Linked DNA regions of Mus musculus: region 2 is linked to region 1. A link is a loop called in an ENCODE intact Hi-C map of the cell type or tissue named here. Cell type or tissue: left cerebral cortex. All regions are shown on one strand. Each heading gives the region's core, and the rest is flanking DNA. Links, peaks and the distances in the headings are about the cores only. Region 1 holds the start of Lrrc4 (leucine rich repeat containing 4). Region 2 overlaps Snd1 (staphylococcal nuclease and tudor domain containing 1).

The links. Hi-C counts contacts between places; a loop is a spot of excess contacts. Peaks named below come from ENCODE experiments on the same cell type or tissue, not always from the same donor. Only the 100,000 strongest peaks of a DNase experiment are listed, where the experiment ranks them.
Region 2: it touches region 1 in a loop (2.6-fold over the local background); 2 of 42 quality-filtered maps call a loop at or near these places.

What each region holds. Positions count from the first base shown.
Region 1 is chr6:28,829,906-28,839,094 of GRCm38, forward strand. The region is part of intron 16 of Snd1 (staphylococcal nuclease and tudor domain containing 1); the gene reads left to right. Lrrc4 (leucine rich repeat containing 4) reads right to left here and starts at 1,842. Exons shown (of 1, transcript NM_138682.2): 1 at 1-1,842. The coding sequence starts at 1,709. In left cerebral cortex, for the core only: CTCF peaks have their summits at 3,117, 4,977 (motif pointing left) and 6,908; DNase peaks (open chromatin) are centred at 30, 599, 962, 1,680 and 6 more places; H3K4me3 peaks cover 4,436 bases; H3K27ac peaks cover 4,097 bases.
Region 2 is chr6:28,750,082-28,759,270 of GRCm38, forward strand. All of the region lies in intron 15 of Snd1 (staphylococcal nuclease and tudor domain containing 1), which reads left to right. Among named protein-coding and RNA genes, the nearest start is that of Lrrc4, 77 kb to the right of the region's middle. In left cerebral cortex, for the core only: no CTCF peak of the experiment used is centred there; DNase peaks (open chromatin) are centred at 3,339, 3,766, 4,250 and 6,751; H3K27ac peaks cover 4,705 bases.

The sequences.
Region 1 (9,189 bases), core at 1-8,000:
ACCTGGATAATCTCTACTGTCCTGGCAGCTGTGACTGTACTCCGCTGCTGGTGCCGCTTGCGAAGTTTATAGAAGACAATCAACATGGCAGCAGCTAGGAGAGTCACTGCCACAAAGCAGCCAATGATGATCTTGGTGGTCTTCATGACTTCATCCAGGCTGGTCTGCATCTTGTCAGTGGTATCTGTGGAGGGTACTGGCACCTGCTTGGGCACACGGGTGGTCTGAATGAGCACCGTGGTAGAGGTGGTATATGCCGGCTGGTAACCAGTGGATGTGGTGGGAACAGGCTTGTACTTCCGTGTTATGTCCTCAGGTGATATCTCTGTGGTTTCCACTGTTACAGTGGTGAAGAAGCTGAAGTTGGGGGTGTTGAGCTCGGCCGAGCTCACATTGAGGTAGGCCGAGGCATTGGAGTTGCCTGCCACATTGGTCACCATGCATGTGTATACTCCAGTGTCTATGAGCAGCACACGAGAAAAGTTCAAGGTGCCATCATTGAGAACAGAGATCCGGGGATGCCGGGAGGCGTGGCTGAGCACTGTCCCATTGGGCAGCAACCACTTCACAGAGGACATAGGGGGAGTCCGACACTTCAGTTCTGCCATCCGATCCTCAGAGATATTGAGGTCCCGGGGTGCATCCATGATGAAAGGGGCAGAGCACTGAAAGGCAGCCTGGTCCACCTCTACCAGGTAGCGGCCTCGCATGTGCATGGGAGCATGACAGCGGCCACAGCAGGTGGAATTGGTTGGGATATACTCCCGAAGCCACCAAGCCAGCCACAGAATATCACAATCACAGTTCCAAGGATTGTGGTGTAGGTGCAACTCCACCAGGTATCTCAGGGGTGTGAAGAGGTCATGGGGCAAAGATGAGAGGTTATTGTGGGCTAAGTTGAGTTCCACGAGGGAAGCCAGTCCGTCAAAAGCATTCCGCTCAATCAGGCTGACCTGTGAGTTCATCACCCACAGTTTTTTGAGGGAGCTTAGGCCATGGAAGGACCCAGGCCTGATCTCAGGAAAGTGGTTCCCTGACATCTCAAGCTCCTCGAGCCCCACCAGGGGTGTAAGATTGGGCATATCCTTAATGTTGCACATGCCCAAGTTCAGGTACTTGAGGTTGAACAGCCCCTCAAAAGCCCCCTCAGAGATATACTCCAGCTTCTTGAGTTCCCCCAAGTCCAGACGCATGAGGGAGGGCACCCGGTTGAAGGCATAAGAAGGGATGCTCTCAATGGGATTGTTTCGCAGCCAGAGCTCCCGCAGTTTGGACAGGTACTCAAAGGCCCCACTGGGGATGACTGTCAGCCAGTTGTCGAACAGTTCCAGAGTGTTGAGACTGGCGAGGCCATTGAAGGCCCCCACCTCTATCTGCCTGATGGAGTTCCTGCCCAGCTGCAGGACCTCCAGGTGATGGAGGTGCCTGAAGGTGTCGGCCTGAATCATCTGGATGTTGTTTTCCATGAGGTTGAGATACCGGGTGTTGGAAGGAATACCCTGTGGGACCTCAGAGAGTCCCCGGCGGGTGCACACCACCTTGCTGAACTGGTTACTGCAGGAACAGACGGAGGGGCAGTTTTGGGGCCCGGCTGAAGCGGCAGCAGCGATGGCTGCACACAGAATCCACACTTGCGCCGTGAGGTAGACGACGGGAAGCAGGACGGCATTCCAGGTGTGGTGCACAGTTACCTGCCACAAGAGCTTCATGGTGTGGCACGTTCATAATTCACCATCGCCTGGGATTTTGGCTTGGAAAAGAGAACCAGCCTTACCCCGGCTTAAGTGAGCTAGGAGCTCCTCTTTCCATCTGGAGAAGGAGGTGGGGAGGGGGCGATTAGAGACAAGCAGATCGGCCTAGAAAAACCCTGCGAAACTACTGAGCGGCCCCTCATCTACCAGCCCACCCTCAAGGCCAACCCATAGAAAGCTAAGACTCTCTCCCACGTTGCGACCATCCCCACCCAATTCCCTGTCACCTACCTCGGAAGGAAAGCAGGAAAGAATTAGCGCTGTGTCCTTAAGCTTTCTCCACGAGAGCTGGGCTCATCGTTCCCATTCTGACTTTAGTTTTAATTAACAAAGGGGGAAGTAGTGGGGGCAGGGAGGGCAGAGGGGAGGGGAGGGGAGGGGTAGGGGAGACAAAATGGCTTCTAGTAAATCCGGAGCCGGCGAAGCCGCGGAGTTGAGGCGCGCCAGGGAGAGCCAAGGCCCGGCGGGCTATGCAGGTGCATGCCCCCCCGAGAGCCCGAGGAGCGGCGCCACCAGCGCTTCCCTGCTTTGTCCTTGGACCCTGGCACCAGCTTGTTCCAGTCGCGGGAGAAGGCGCTTCATCGCCAAAGTGTGTCTCCAGCCCCCAGCCCTCTCCCTGGGCCGCCGCGGGGGATGGGGGTGCGGGGGCGCTCCCGAAGCCGCCCAGGCCGCGCTCGCTGGTTGCTGCGCTGCTCTCCACTCTGCTTTCCCAGCGTCGGCCGCCCAGAGCTGGCGGCAGCTGATTGCAGTCGTGAGCTCGCGGGGCTGCGAGAGTTAAGAGGTGTTCGCTGCGCCTTCGCCCTCCCTAGGCACACACCCCCTTTTCTCTTCGCCTCTTCTCGGAAGGGTTAAAAAGACAAAAACTGGGCTCAGTTCTCCAGTCCCGCCGTCTGCTGGTGCGGGGAGCGGTAATCCGTCCAGCCCCAGAGGGGCAGCGGCGTGGACGTGGTGCTGGGACCCAGTCCGCGAACGGAGGAGCGCGCAGCGCCCGCGGTCGCGCCCGCACCGCAGGCCCCTTCAGGGAGTCCGGGGGCGGGCGCGGGTCCGGCAGCGGCGGCGGCCGCAGCCCCCGGCAGCGCGCAAGCGCCCGCCGCCGCCCGCCACTGCTGGGCTCCCGGCGCGCCGCCGGCCCCGGCTTTGTGCGGAGAGTGCGAGTTCGCCGCTGGGCTCCCGGAGCCTTCAGCAACGGAGCTGCCAGCGGGCTGCTGCAGCGGCCAGAGCGCTGGCGACGGCAGCGTGAGCAGTGGGGGTAGCGGCTGCGGGAAACGCTCCGAAGCCGGTGAACATGGTCCCCGCTGGCTAGCGGCGGCGGTGGCAGCAGCGGGGCCCCTGCGCTCGGCGCCCACCGTCTCCTCCTCGCGCCGGGCTCGCGGTGTTGCAGGTGGCAGCCACGCAGACTGCTCTCTCATCCTTTTGTCCTTCAGTCAGAACGTGAATGTACTGCTGACGCATACTGTTCTAGGGAGAAGATTAGCGTGATGCAGTGCTCTTATGTATTAACACCGCTCTCCCTCTGCCGCCTGCCCTCAAGGGGTTAACGCCGCGCCTTCCAGCACGCGCTGGCTCGCGCCGCGCAGCCCCGAGTCGCGGAGGGCTGCCTGCCTTCCTCGCTTCTTCCTTCCTTCCTTCCTTCCTTCCTTCCTTCCTTCCTTCCTTCCTTCCTTCTTTTTCCCCACCCCCCTCCCCCCTCCCCCGCAGCTTCCTCCCCGCCCCCTCTAGACGATCGGAGCGGCCCGAGCGGGCGAGCGGGCGAGCGAGTCCGAGTGAGCGTCAAGTGAGGGGCTGCGCGCTAGTCGCAGGCGTTCGCAGCTATTTTGGTCAGGTCGGAGCGAGTGGCTGGTTGGCCGCTGATAGGCTGGAGCCGTGCGGGGCTGCAGCGGAGACTGCGCGGCCCCCACCCGAGCCACCCAGCACCCTACAGCCGTGGACTGCTGGGCTCAGGGGCCCGGGTGCGGCGGCCCTCGGTGGGGCTGCAGCAGTTGGCCGGCCTCCTACGAGCGCCCGCGTCATCCGCACCCCCGCTGAATGCTGACGGGGTGCCTGGCTGCGCGGCCAGAGTTTGGATCTGCAGGATGGTGGGGACCTAGGGGCAGGCAGCCGAATCCACGCAAGGGCTGCGTTGAGTCAGAAGACCAAAGTCTATGCTTCGCCTTACTCTGTGCCTGTCCTTCCAGTCCCCTCTCTCGAACATTTTCTTGCCCCCTCCCCTCTCCCACAGTAACTAGGGCTTTAAATGATAGTTTTCTTAATGAGGGCTGTGGGGGCGGGAAACAGTGGGAAGAAAGACCAAATTCAAGGAGTCGGGGAAATGACAACCTGGGGAGGATTGAGGTGAGTTCTGAGAACCCATGGTGCAGCAGCCCGTGGTTCATTCATTGGGGAGCTGCCTGCAGCCTTGCCTCTCAGATGCCCCCTTCCCCTCCCCTGTATGCAGGGGCCAGTAAGGTAATTTATGCCTTCTGCCCCTGGAGCTGCACCAGCCTCTCTCTGGGAGTCCCTTAGCAGCTTGCTGAAAGGGGAGTTCTGGTCCCTGCTTTGACAGGCTATTGTAAAAGCATAGGTCAGCATTTGCCAACTCATTTCCTCCATAAAAGAACCTCTTTTCTCAACCATGTGAGGGTGAAACAATCTATAGATTAGCACTGTGCTGTAGGTCCAGTAGAATCACTGAGATCCTCCCAGCTTTTGCCTGTTATCTAACAAGTGTGTTGTTTAACCCCATTGTTCCCACGTGGGCTGTTACTTACGGATGAGGACCCCAGGATTTCCCAACTTCCTGAACTCTACCACAGCCATAATCTCAGTATTATCTGCTTCTTCAAACCCTAAACCTTCTCCAAGTCCTAGAAAGTTCCAATGTCCACAATTTTGTATTCCTGTCCTTTACCAAGACCGTGACATTTATATTCGCTGTCAAGGAAAAACATTAGCATGATATTTTTGAGCCATTTCTTTATGATTCATTTTATGAATGGGTAGAATAAAGTATGTGACTAGAGTCCCACATATACTAAGTTGTAGCACCAGGATTTGAACCCTGACAAGCCCCACACAGATTGGTGTCAGGGCTCTTGGGCGTAGGCATGATTCCACAGAGTGTTCTTACAGACTAATGCAGTCAGACTTCACCCTCCACTCGCTAGTCCTTGTTAGGGTGTTTGTGTGCCCACCATGCTAAGAATGTACCTGCGACTGCTCTGGTGAAGAGACTGCCCCCTGTTGTCTCCATTTTCCAGGTAAAGCACTTGTGCCAGATAGTGACAGTCAGCTTTTCAAGTCAGTCTTCAATTCATGAGACCAGTGAGTTCATCCCTAACAGAATATCCACTGTATCTACTGCCCAGGCCAGTGGTGGAGGCAAGGTTGGGGAGAGACTGAACATTCAATCAAGGGTATATGAGAAATCAGAAAGAGCATGAGAGAAAGGACTAAGAAAGTCAGTCCTACAAACGTATCACTTGTGATGAGAGATCAGAGGGAGAAATTAGAAACTGAGGTAAGCCCTACACTCATGCTAAGGTCTAATTCCAGTTGACTCTGCAGTGGCTTTCCCCTTGGAGACAGGGTTTTGTTTTAAAGCCTAGACTGGCCTTGAATTCATAGCGATCCTCTAGCCTCAACCTTTCAACTCTTGTAATTCCAGGCATGTGCCCCAATCCTTTGAATTCCTCATTAAAGCCCGTGTGTAAGAAGGATGTCACTGTCTTGTGGGCCCAGGAAATGTGAGCCTGGTACACCAGGAATCTGTGGGGAAAGCTGTCGTTGACCCAGCTGCAACTAAGCAGGGAAAGTGTTGTGTTATTGGGGATATTGGGGGTGGGTATCACTAGGGAATGGGTGGCACACAGGAGTATGGTGCCTCTCTCTCCTTTCAGGAAAAGGGGCTCTGCCTGAACTGGTTTCCTGCTTGTGTAGGCAAACTGGGGCCCCATCTGTTCAGCTGCTGCCCCCACATTGTAAAGGTAGATGGGAGGGAGGGTGGGCTGAGTTGGATTAAATCACTACTAGGAACAAGATTATCTCGTAGTAAATGAAGTCGGTGCTGATTAGAGTAAATGTTCCCAAATTCAGTGGAGTGCTACATGGGATTGCTTTACCCTTTATGGGCCAGCTAGGCCACAGAAGTTCCTGGAACCTACAGAGTAGACTAAAGAAGAGGCTGTCAAACCTGCAGTTCACAGTCCTCCTGACCTGAAGCAGTCTTCCAGCGTCTTACTGAGTTTCCTCTGGTATTTTGCCCCTCACAACTAGTAGTTCTGGCTGGTGCCTGGATCTGTAGTAGTACCACTAAGAAATAAGAGAAGGCAGTTCACATTTAAATAAGGAACACTGCAGTGGACTGAGAACATGGGCAGTTTCACATAGGCACTGTTAAAAGAATGCTAAAGGTGTGTTCAAGAGGCTGGCCAAAGCCTGGGTCAGCAGCTCAGTTTTGAAGAATGGGCCTTGTACTGAAGTTGGGATGCCTGCGTTCTGGTTGTTGTTTCAGATTAGATAGAATGTATAATGAAGTATGCCTTGATTTATGAAATCAAGGAGATGGGCTAGAAAGTTTCACTTACTTCTCAGAGTCCATGACTTTCCCTCCTTTTCAGACAGGCAGCTTTGGGAAGAAGGCTGATCCTTTGGGGTTGTAGCCTTGGAATTAGGCTGTGGAGCTGAGGAGAGAATGTTCCCTTCAGTTTAGTATAAACATCCACAGGACTGGAATAGAGCTGATCACAGATCACAGCATGTTCATTTTTAAAGAATCCTTAAGAGAGATCATATTGACTTGGCCTCTCACTTTATTGATGTTAAGGAAACTCAGAAAGGCATGGTAACTTCCCTAAAGTCACATGACTAGTTAATATCAAAGTCTGTCCCTCTGAGTTCCTTCTATCAGTATGCTGATATGTGGCTAATTGGCCTTTAAAGCCTGGGCTTGAAGATATTATCAAATGCTTGCTCTGTATTCTTTGTGAGCAGACATGTTCTATGCTTACTGTTTTGGGGGTAAAGGTGGAGTTTTGATAGTGCTAACATGCCATTTCATATGACTTGGGATTCTGATAAGAAGTCAAAGGAATGTTCATGTAGAGGGACCCAGGGCTGCCAGGCTGGCCCACTCCCTACTTTGCAAATATGTCTGTCCCTGAGGCATTATCCTCAGCAGCCACTAGATGTCCATAATGCCTCATGGGGTTTGCAAGTAACAGCAGGGTACCATCTTGCTTCTAATATACTTTTGGGTTTCTTCTGGGGAGGTCCAACAAGAACAGAATCAGAGTAAGGGCAAGAAAAGGAAGAGATTTGAGAGACAGGAATAAAGAAGGAAAAATAATATGAAAATTGTTCTCCAAAGAGACAAGGAAAGATATTAGTTGGTGAATTTGCAATGATAAAAAAAAAATGTAAGAAATGTTCCATGTAGGAGTGCTCATGGCCTCCTGTCCAGTGCAGTGACTGAGCTTCTTCTCTGGAGTCACCTGGCCACTGAAGATTCTGTTCCTCTTAGAGGAGGCTCCCTTACTGCCTCTGATCCCCTAGTGAGGCTCTGCTGCGATTGCCCACAGTCATCAATAGGATGTATTTCTTCCTTGAGTGGATGGTCCAGGGCAACACAGATGCTCTGAAAGTTGTTTTCTCTAGAAATCTCTGCTCTTTTAAAGAAAGTGAAGGGAAAAGCTTTAAACTAAAGAAGGAGGAAGTCAGGCCGGAGAGAGGGCTCAGTGGTTAAGATTGCTCTTCCAGAGGTCCTGAGTTCAATTCCCAGCAACCACATGGTGGCTCACAACCATCTGTAATGACATCTGATGCCCTCTTCTGGTGTGTCTGGAGAAAGTGACAGTGTACTCACATAAAATAAATAAATCTTTAAAAAAAAAAAAAAGGAAGAAGAAGTCAAAGTGGGCTGGGACGATAGCTTTGTAGTAGATCTCCAACATGGCATCTCCAGTGCCTTAGATTCTGTCCCCAGGATTGAAGGTGGCAGGGTTGAGGCACTCCATAGAGCCTAGCAAGAGCCATTTTCTAAAACTTCATCTGAAATAAGACAAGGTAGCTGATAACCATTACAGAGCGCTGGGCTTATGATATAGCTCAAGCCTATCAAAAGCACTGCATTAACTAGCCATGATAGAGCACACCTATAACCCCAGAATTCAGTTCACAGTCATCCTACATAGCAACTTTGAAGCCAGCCTGGGATATATGAGACTCTGTCTAGAGAAAAAGAAAGGGAGGGAGGGAAATTACATGGAGCTGGACAGATTACAAAGGCTTCTTTCTCTACTGAGACTTTCTCTACTGAGACTAGTTTCACCAGGGCTGGTGGTGCCTTTGGGCTGGAGTGAAAAGCCAGGCCTCCTGCTTGCTAGCTGGCTCTTCCTTTCTTGAGAAAGTAAGTTTGGGGTACCATTCTTGCCACAGTCACACATAAGGGCCAGCAATCAAAGATGTCCAGTAGAACACCTATGAATACCCCTTCCCTCTTTGCAGATACACTGGCCCATCCAGGCCCAATGGTTTGCTTTCTTTAATAACCTGTATATAGAATAACTTTAGTAACATTTTCTGGTTGTTGATAGGTACTTAAGGCTGTAAACACAGCACTGAGCTAAGAAACCATTAGATTCACTAGTTTATATGTGGATTTAAGAAGTTTTGTTATGGTTACAGAAGTAATGAGTGTCTTAATTTCTTGTGGGTTTTTTTTTTTTTTTTTTTTTTTTTTTTTTTTTTTTTTTTTTGGTTTTTTGAGATAGGGTTTCTCTGTGTAGCCCTGGCTGTCCTGGAACTCACTTTGTAGACCAGGCTGGCCTCGAACTCAGAAATCCGCCTGCCTCTGACTCCTGGGTGTTGGGATTAAAGGCCTGCGCCACCACGCCCAGCAGAGTGACTTCATTTCTTTGGCTGCCATAAAAACATTTCCACATAATAGTCAGTGACTTCAGCCACCAAATTCTCTTGGAGATTTAGGAGCTCAAAGCTCTTAGTCTAGTAAGGCTTTGCTCCTTGAAGAATCTTGAGTGGCCTTGACTTCTGGAGGCAGCCCTTGTCTTGTCAATGTGTCCCCTTAGGCTCTGCCTCCATGGTCACACTGTCTCATTTTCTTCTTTCCTGTCTGTAAGTTAGAGGGACACTTCTGGTTGAATTTAGGGCCCACCAGGATAATCCGTGCAAACTAGGTTATGAATCAGGGTTCCACACCTAAAATTAATTGCTTCACAGATGCGCATGTGATGTATCTGTTGAAGCTACTCATGTACCCTAACTACAGTCTACAAGATTACACGCAGTGTGTACATGTACATGCCGTCAAGTGTTAGAGCACAGTGGTGGCCATGAGGAATCTCTGGAATCAGACAAACTTGAACCTGAATCTCAGATAGGCTTTGTACTGTGTATGTGTAAATCCTTAAGCTTCAGATCCTTCCTGTGTAAAGTAGTCAACTTC
Region 2 (9,189 bases), core at 438-8,437, 79 kb before region 1:
CTTCCCAGTTTGGATGTCTCCTCTGCCTGTGTGTTTTCAGTTGGGACCCGTCACCTGAAATAGGCAGTTTGACAAGAGACCTTCCGGAGATTCTGTAGCTATTTATTTATTTTTATGATGAAGAGCATCCCAAAATGTCACTTACAGGAAATTATTGCCACAACAGGTTTGGGCAGCATTTGTGACAAGGCCCAGAGTTCTCACAAATTTATTACAAGGTAGGTACATAAATTAACAAGATAGTTTATGCTCTCAAATTAACTTTTAATTTAGTAATATACACAGCCATATAAAACCAAGTAATAATAAAATTAGAATTATCATAAATGAAAGCAGCACATCGTAAGAATTGTCTTAGTTCCTTTTGTGTTGTGGCCATGACCCAGCTAAGCTGAGACTGGTAATGCGTATGGGGAAGAAGTGGATTCTGGCTCTCAGTTCTGGAAGCCGTGTCATCTAAATCCCGAGTGGTACCAGCATCTGCTTGCTTCTGTGGGAACCCCTGCTGCTTCAACTCAAGGTAGAAAGTTGAAGGGCAAGTGTATAACTAAAAGAGAAAAATTCCGAAGAGCAGGGTCACTTCCTAACTCCTACTCCTCCAGTAAATAATCCATCCCTTAAAGTCCCTGCCTGCCAACACTGCCATTGTACCAGTTGTATTTCACTGGGATGGAGGGGTGTGGGGGAGGGTAATACAGGATGGCAAACCCAGATGCAAAGCACAGCAAAAGAGCAGAGGAAAGAACAAGTAATTGAGGGATGAAAAACCTTCCAGGGAAGGTAGCAGAAGATGTGGAGCTTTTCTTTTGGCAGATTGGCTATCTAGGCAGAACATTTTTGCCTGTCTCAGTTCTCAGAAGAATTGCCTTACGAAAAGGATGCAGTCCTCATCGCTGTGTCTGCTTCTGTGGGACTTTCTCAACAAACTTCTTCTCAAAGGACTTTCCTCCCATTGAGCTTCAGTGCTGTGGCCTCAGCGTGAAGTCTCTGCCTGCTCACGGGCAGGTGAAAGAGCAAAGCCTCTAACTGTAGGCTGATTGTCTACCTTCTCAATCATGAACCAGCCCCAGAATGCACTGCCTCATAACTTATGAGACATTCATTGGCATGGTTATTTAATAATGTTTTCTGTCCTCTGGGCACCATCTTAAGGAAGATAGAAATGCATGATAAAGTTGGAGCCTTCTAGCAGGAAGGAATGTATAGACATAAAGGGGAACAAATATTTTAAGGATAGGGTAGCTGGGCTGTTCAGATCAGTCATCCCGACACATGAGCGGCTAAGGCAGGAAGATTGGCATAGTTCCAGGCCAGCCTGGAGTACAGTCTCAAAACAGTAATAATAGCAAACAAAACATGAGGTAGGAGAAAGAGAAACACAACCTTAAATTACAAACAGATGAGACTCACTTGGAGATTCTGAAACAGTAAATAAGCATTGTGATACTCTTAGAGAGCTAACCGTCCTGCTCTGAAACCCAGAAGTTCTAGATTCAGAGACCAGTGGGACAGACTGCTAGTTTGGGCCAAGGCAGGGTACCCTGTTCCATAGTATTTTAATGGTATGTCATCTTCAGTGAGAATGGAAATGCCCGTATCTGGGAGTGGACCATAGGGCTCAAAGGATAAAATAGTGTTTCAGGAGACAAGAGGGAGGGCTTCAATTAGTTCAATAGCCACTTCAAATATTTTTCTGAACAAGGCAAAGTAATAAAGTCATCAGTAAAAATAAAATTTGTTCAGCATAGTTTAAGGGAGCCACAGACCTTGTAGCTGAAACACTTAAGGATTCTGATTTTCAGATTCCTCAACAATTGTTTCATTCAGACAAGCCAAATTATCTTGGTATGATGATGGTGACCAGGGGTTGAAGGAAACAGCAAGGCCCTATGGCAATTCTGTGTCAGCCTGTGTCAGCCAGGGGCTTTTCATTGTGGAACCCTCTGTGGAGTGTGTCAGACTTCTGTGGCCTCCAAGTCAAACTGTTCAATTGATCCTGTCTCACTTGGGTTCTGTGTGCCAAAGAAACATTGTATAATCCTCCACTTGGAATGCCTTTGGCTGATCGCTGGGAAGATTCCTTCTGAACTCTTCGACTTCGCAGAAGGCTGCCAGTGCTTTTTGTGGTCTTATTAGTTCAGAGTCTTGGTTTAGGTGAGATAAGGGTGATCCTTGGTAGAAACAAAACCTGTCATTCACAGAGAGTACGAGCCCTGAGAAGGAGCCAGAAGCAGGGCTGTGTGCTTTTTCCTTTACAGTTCCTCCTCCTCTTCCTTTTCTACTTCAACAAGGGTTCCTTGCTGAATCTTCTTAGGGCAGGGAATGGTGAAGAGGAAGTTTCCAGGGATCTGAGAGGTCCATTGGCATGTGTTCAGTTATAGCACAGTCTCTCTGGTTGTGCCCATTGCATTCCATGGCATTTTCAGAATACATTTTGGTAGAGGGTTGTTTGTTGTAGTTTTCTCTCAGCACCATTACATCAGCTTGCTGGCATTTTCTATTTACCAACTAGCACTGGTGAAAAGGCATCCTAGATTAGGCTACTCTCCACTAGCCTAGCTTTATGAGGGAGTCTGCTTGGCCAGAAAGATTATAGAAGCAGACCCTGGATGAAAGACAGGAAACATAAAAAATAATTTGATGATTTAAAACTAAAAGGAGGAAATAATTTGATGATTTAAAATTAAAAGGAGGAATGGACGGATGGCTCAGCAGCTAAGTGCACTTGTTTGCAGATTTGGTTCTAGCACCCACATGGCAGCTCACAACTCTCTGTAACACCAGTCCCAGGGGATCTGACACCCCCTTTTGGTCTCCACAGGCACCAAGCAAACACATGTATGTAGACCTACATGCAAGCAAAGCATATATATAACAGTTAATAATTATTTTTTAAGAGAAATGTTATGACATTTCTTGTAGTGAGTAGCCTCAGCATGAACAGTACACACTACTTGTAAGAAGTATCTTGGTTGCTATGAGAACTGCCTCTCAATTTACATCATTTAACCTGTTCATTATTGAACAATGAAATAAATGGTCTTGGCCCTTCTCTTCTGCCCTAGGTCATTGCTCCCCTTGCAGCTTGTTCATAAAGTTGCTGGGGTCTCTCCAACTGATGTCTGGATTTGCATGAAATTGTACAGTTTGTATGGGAGCTACACACTTGAAAGTTGCCTGGTGTGGGCCACCATGCGCATTCCCTCAGTTGGCCTTTACAAGGCCTCACAGACTTTGACTCACCACGCATGAGGCCACCGAAGCCCTGGGAGCTGTGCCTCATAGGAACATTCCTATTCTGACGGAGAGGTGCCAGGCATCGCCCCATATGTGCAGAAATGAGGCACAGAAGTCCCTGTCATATGTGGGAAGCATCTGAGACAAATGCAGTCACTACTGAAGCTTTTTTCCATTTATTTCAATTACTTAGAGGTTTTGGAAAGGTTTAACCAGGGTTTCTTTTCTCTTTGCCTATGAAAAAATAAATGAGAAGTACATCTTCTATGGCTCCCTGCTAACAGGGTTCTAAAATGGGCTGTGGAAGAACTTGACATTGGCGCTCTCAGGCTTCCCTGTGTGTAGTCCTCCCTTCTGTGTAGTCTAATGTTGCTTTACATAGAATTCCCGGATAAACACTGGGACTCCTGTGCACACCTTTACTGTGGATGAAGGTGGCTAAGTCTACCAGTCAGCAGACTAGCAGAGAAGTCCCTGTTTCCCTGCCCTTGTGTGCCTCCTTTTCCTGAGCTTGTACATCTGCTAGTGATTTTTCTAGGGTTAATTTGGGTGTTTTTATTTTTAAATTGGAACATGGTGTCTGTCTCTTCTCGGTGTGTGTTTTGGATGCAGCCCCTGTGCTAGGCATGCGGTTATTAACTCCACTGATACGCCAGTTCACTCATTAGCATTTGCATTTTAAATTACAAGCTAGAGCAGACGACATTTATGCTATATTTGTACCATTGCCTTCTTCATGAATGATGTTGTATGTGCAGGGAATGCAGAAATAACTCTAAGGCCCTGATATATTTTAGTCTGTTTTTCAGCAAACTGCTATTTCTTTTTACTCTTGATTCTCATTGTTTAACAGGGAATTTTTTTTATTCTTTTCCAAGTTTAGATATGCTCGTGAGTGCTACTGATTGGGAAATGGTAACAACAACAACCCTTCGTATCAAAATAGGCATATTGCGTAGAGTGGCCATCTTTCTCACTCATGTGGTATTCCTTGTAAGCAGCCTGCTTTGATTTGAAGAGAGCAGAGTTTTCTCCTTCCCAGAGCAGTGGGTGGAAGACATGGTAACAGATACTTGTTCTTGCCTGTATCTGTGCTCCCATCCCCCCTTGTAAAAGCCAGTGGTTACTTACACCTGCTATTGCTCAGCACTGCAGGGGAAGAAAAGAAGATGGTGGAGGCCTTCGAAGGGTTAGCATTTGGACTTCACTGCCCTGCATACTAGATCGTGAATTGCCAGCACAGAAGTAGCCCCTTAAGATGAGAGGTGCCAGCAGTTAAATCCTCTTGCCCAGCCCCTGCTCATGGTAGATAGCAACTTCATCATAAAGATCTCGAGAACCAAATGAAAACTGCACAGTCATGGACTGGGACCAGAGCCTTCCCAGCCTCTCCCAGCTCTTCCTAACCTGGAGCTTGCTGATTAAGGGCAGAAAGCTTGCATTGGCTGATCAGCACACATGTAGTGCTTTTTCTATAATTCAATATCTGATTTTGTTTCTTTAAGTTCTGACTTACAGGGACCTTTTTTGGTAAAAGACCAGTTCTTTTACACCCCCCCCACACACACACACACACACTCACTATACACTTTTAAAATAGTGTAAAAGGGTCTCAAATGCATATTGCAAATCAAGGTGCATTCTGGGTAGACAACCAAAATTCTGCAGTTGATATAAGTAATTTCCCTTATTTCTTTCTAAAGCAAGCTTGCTCAGTCTCTCTCTCTCTCTCTCTCTCTCTCTCTCTCTCTCTCTCTCTCTCTCTCTCTCTCTCTCTCCTCTGCTAACTAATTCCTGAGTAAATAAGATATAAGCACCTACGAGGCTGGTGAGGTACAAGCTTGTAATTCACTAACTCAGAGCCTGATGCCTGCAGCTGGGCATGTGCTCTCTGGCTGAACATTGCCTGCTATGTGCAGGGCTTTGAGCCTAGACCTTAGCACTAATTTTCAAAAATACAATAAAATCTGTCTTATTGCTGCACATAATATGTCATACACTAAGTAATAAAAGACATTACATGGCCTGGACAGATGTAATTCTAAGCCTCCTTTCATGATGGTATGCCTCCTGCTATGAGTTTGAACTTGCGGTAAGTACTATCACATCATATTTATCAGTTATTGAGAGGATAGGCCTAGTAAAACGAAGGTCTAGACTAGACTTGGCTCCTTTGGTTTCTTCATCATAGTAGCATTTGAGCCGTATTACTTCCCTAACTTCCACTTCACATATCTGATACAGGCTTCTGTGTGTCTTCTAATTGTATCAGTTGGTCTTATACACATCTTACCTGGGCTGGGCTGAATCAGAGTTTCCCCTAGGAAATTCACACCCAGCATGACAGATACTTAGGTTCACCAAGGGACTCCAAAGTCCAGTGAGTCCTTCCATGTCCATTTCACAGTCCAAGTTCTGCTGACTCTGCCACATGCCTTTGCATCAGTTCATCTTCTGTGAACAAAACACACATGAAGTTCTCTAAGACCTTGTAGACAGTGTGCAGCAGCTTGGGTGATAAGTGCTAACCTAACAGGACACTCTGAATTCAATCCCCAGCCCTCTGTAAGTGAAGGCAGAAAGATCTAAGATTGGTATGATCCATGGCTACATAGCAAGTTTTAAAATGGCCAGCCTGGACCCAACCCTGTCTCAACGCCTGAACAAAATAAAAAGGTAATGGACCAGATAAAATTAATAGAAAATTGCTCCATACCTCTGCATCTCTTCTATGGAAAGTCCCTTTTGGGTACATTCAGTGTTTACCACCTGTGAGCACATGCATTCTGTGCTCAGTCTTTGGCTTCTTTGGTTTCTAGGCCTGTTTCTTGGTGAACCTGTTCTCTGAAAACAAAACTGTACCTTATAGGATAGCCTGCATGGCAAGGAGTTGGTAAGTGGTCCCCAGAGACATCAGGTGGTAAGGCAGGACAGAAGACCTTTGCAGTCCACTTGGTTGGTATAGCAGTGGGCATTAGTAACATTTACAGATGCTACTTAAGGGTGCTGATGAAAGCAAGACAGATAGCTCTCTAAAGAGCCCAGAATCCCATAGCCTGCCTTAGTTCTCTTACATTGGCTATCCATTTGAAATGCTGGCTACTGCCAGCCACTCCCCTTCCTGCTGAGCAGGTTCTCTACGAAAAGGAGATGTGCCATAACTGCGTCCCGGCATCCTACCTCGTGGCTCTCTGTCCCTGCCTCCAATATATCCTGGCTTCTGACAGAAACCTTGAATTAAGTGGGTTAGGAATAAACTGCTTGACTGCGTGTGTGCAGATAGCTTCTCTCACCAGCTATCTGAAGTGCTTTTTGAAATACACGGGAGCCCTTTGTAAGCTGCTTTATAAGCTGTGAAGTCCATTGTTGCTGCTCACTGCAGCCAGCTTGGCTCTACCCTAAGTAATGTCTCCTTGGCTCCTGGCCAGGGCTGGGTATTGCAAACTCTAGTAAGCAGGAAAGTCGCCCACCAGAGTCACTAGCAGCTGTTGCAGGTTGGAGGATTTGCAGAAATTGAGATTGCTGTTCCCAGATATTGGCACTTGCCTGGTGATGAATGACCGACTCTGTGCAAGGGGACTCTGTATGCTTTCCTTCAGCCTTTTATTCTCAGCCATCTATTGTGGCACCCACTCAATGGCCCCGTTGTGGAGGAGGACCGCTAAATGCTGGAGTGAGTAGCCTGCCTCTGCCTCCATTCCCTCCTTCAGTTGGCCTCAACTGAGACATTAAGAATAGCTCTTTGATCCCCTGATCTGATTCTGGAGGCAGGAATTTCTTGGGCCCTAACACAAATGCTAAGGGCAAAGAATTGAACCTCAAGAGAGATGAGAAATGACCTTCACCTGATAGAATCTGAAGTGAATTCCACTTTCATTACCCCGTGTTCTTACCTTAACCCCTTAACCCCTCTACACCGGGATAGCCTGGGAGGGGAGACCAAAGACCTGCAGGGGTCTGTTCTTATAAAAAGTCATTAGTGGTAGTGTATTGGTCTCTATTATGGTAACCCAAGAATGAAATTCATAGAGGGCACTGTAATTTCTTATTACATGTATTCATGAATATTCATGGATGCATATGCTGAAACTAGTGTTTACCATCTTTCTGGAGACCAGCGCAAGCATGAGTGACCTCAGTTAAGGCATGTCTAACTCATTGCTCCAGTCCCTGCCATCTCCTTATCATGTTACTATGGCTTAAGTCTGTAAGATGCTTGAAGACAGGGCTGTTACTGGTCTTGTCACCACTTAATTCCTTGTAGCAGTACATGGATGGAGTAGTGCTTGAACCTGAGTGAGTGAATGAATGAATGAATGAATGAATGAATGAATGAACTGATTAACCTTTTTGGGCTAGAGGGGGCAGGTATAACATTTTAATTATTTAAAATTTCAGAAAAACAATCCCCACAGTGTTCCCACAGACTGGTAAAGCCATAGCAGTTCTGACATCTAAGAGACCAAACTGGGTGTCTTAAGAGAATCAGAATAATGCTGGCATCTGCCCAGAGTTACAGAACCCTGAACAGGTACATTAGCTTCTGTGGCCTCTGTTTTTCCATAGACTAAATGGGTTGGATTTGTTTTCTCTGGTTCATTACTGTTCTGATCTTCTAATACTAGCTTTTGCTTAGTGGGTATTTACTGTACTTGTAGATTTAGCTCCAACCACAGCTTTCTGAGGTAATTAACAGTACAATCCCTATTTTACAAATGAGAAAATTGAGGTATAGAAAAGTATATTAACCTGCTAAATAACAGCACGTTTTCTTAATCTTGCTTTATGTGCCCTCTTTTAGAATGTAGCACCCATATTAGCAATGAGTTACCCAGCTCTCACCTCTTATATTTCTGGAGGCAGTAAGGGGGGTTCCAGCCTTTGCTCATTCATTGTATCTGCCTGTGCCCTTGCTGGCTAGAAACCAATCCAATAGTGCCTTTCTTGTGGTATAACCAAAAACAAAGCTCAAAAAGACGATAACAGCCACCCCTCTTGGGAGATATAGTCATGGAGATACACGTTGTAGTCATCATTTGGGGGTTGGATTTGTTTTCTTGGCCCACAAGGTGACACCAATAAGAACATACGTACCTAAGAGAGCATGGCTAGGACATGTGATTGTGGAAAGAGCAGGTCAGACCTGTGGGATGGGTTTATGAGCTGGGTGTTTACTGACAAATTAAACTTTAGCCCTGAGTAAGCAAAGTCCTAAGCCAGCTATTACTGCCAGGACACTTCTAATGGGCCCTGTGCAACCTTTATAAATTATTCAGCTGCTCTGCTAATAAAAGGCCAAGCAGCTTGCCTGGTCCTGGTGGTACTTACGTATAGCTGAGAACAGGTTAGAGGAACAGAGGATCTGCTGTCCACCAGGGAGCCCTCCTTTCTGGTTTGGTGGTAAAGGGGTTAAACAGAGGGCCTTGAGAAGTGGTATAGACAGAGATGGTGTAAAAATGTTAACAGTGTTGATTAACAATACTGCTAAGCAGTCCCAGAAGCTTACACACAGTACATGGTTATAACCTGACATAGAAGATACAGTTTTAAATCATCCAGAGATTTGTTTTCCCTACAAGCTCTTGTACCTTTTTATTTTGATATAATTTTAAAAGAAAAGTTAGAAAACAAAACAGAGTTTCTTCATTTGTTCATTGTATTGTTAATATACTGGTCCGTTTGCCATCTGTGTTTGTAAAGATCAGAAGATTTGGTGTGAGTGCTGCTCAGATCAATAAGAAATGGTTTGGTTTGGTTTCGTTCATGGTCCCTACTTCACAATTGTCATGCACAGGCTTCTCTTAGCCCTGGGTGTTTGTTCACAAGGGTGCAAGATCTGGAAATAATAACATGAAGAATGTAGTTACTGGCCTGTCTGGAAGCCTGTGAATTGAGTGTGCATGTCCTAGATGTCAACATGTTTGCTGTCTAAGTTATTTTATGCTACCACTA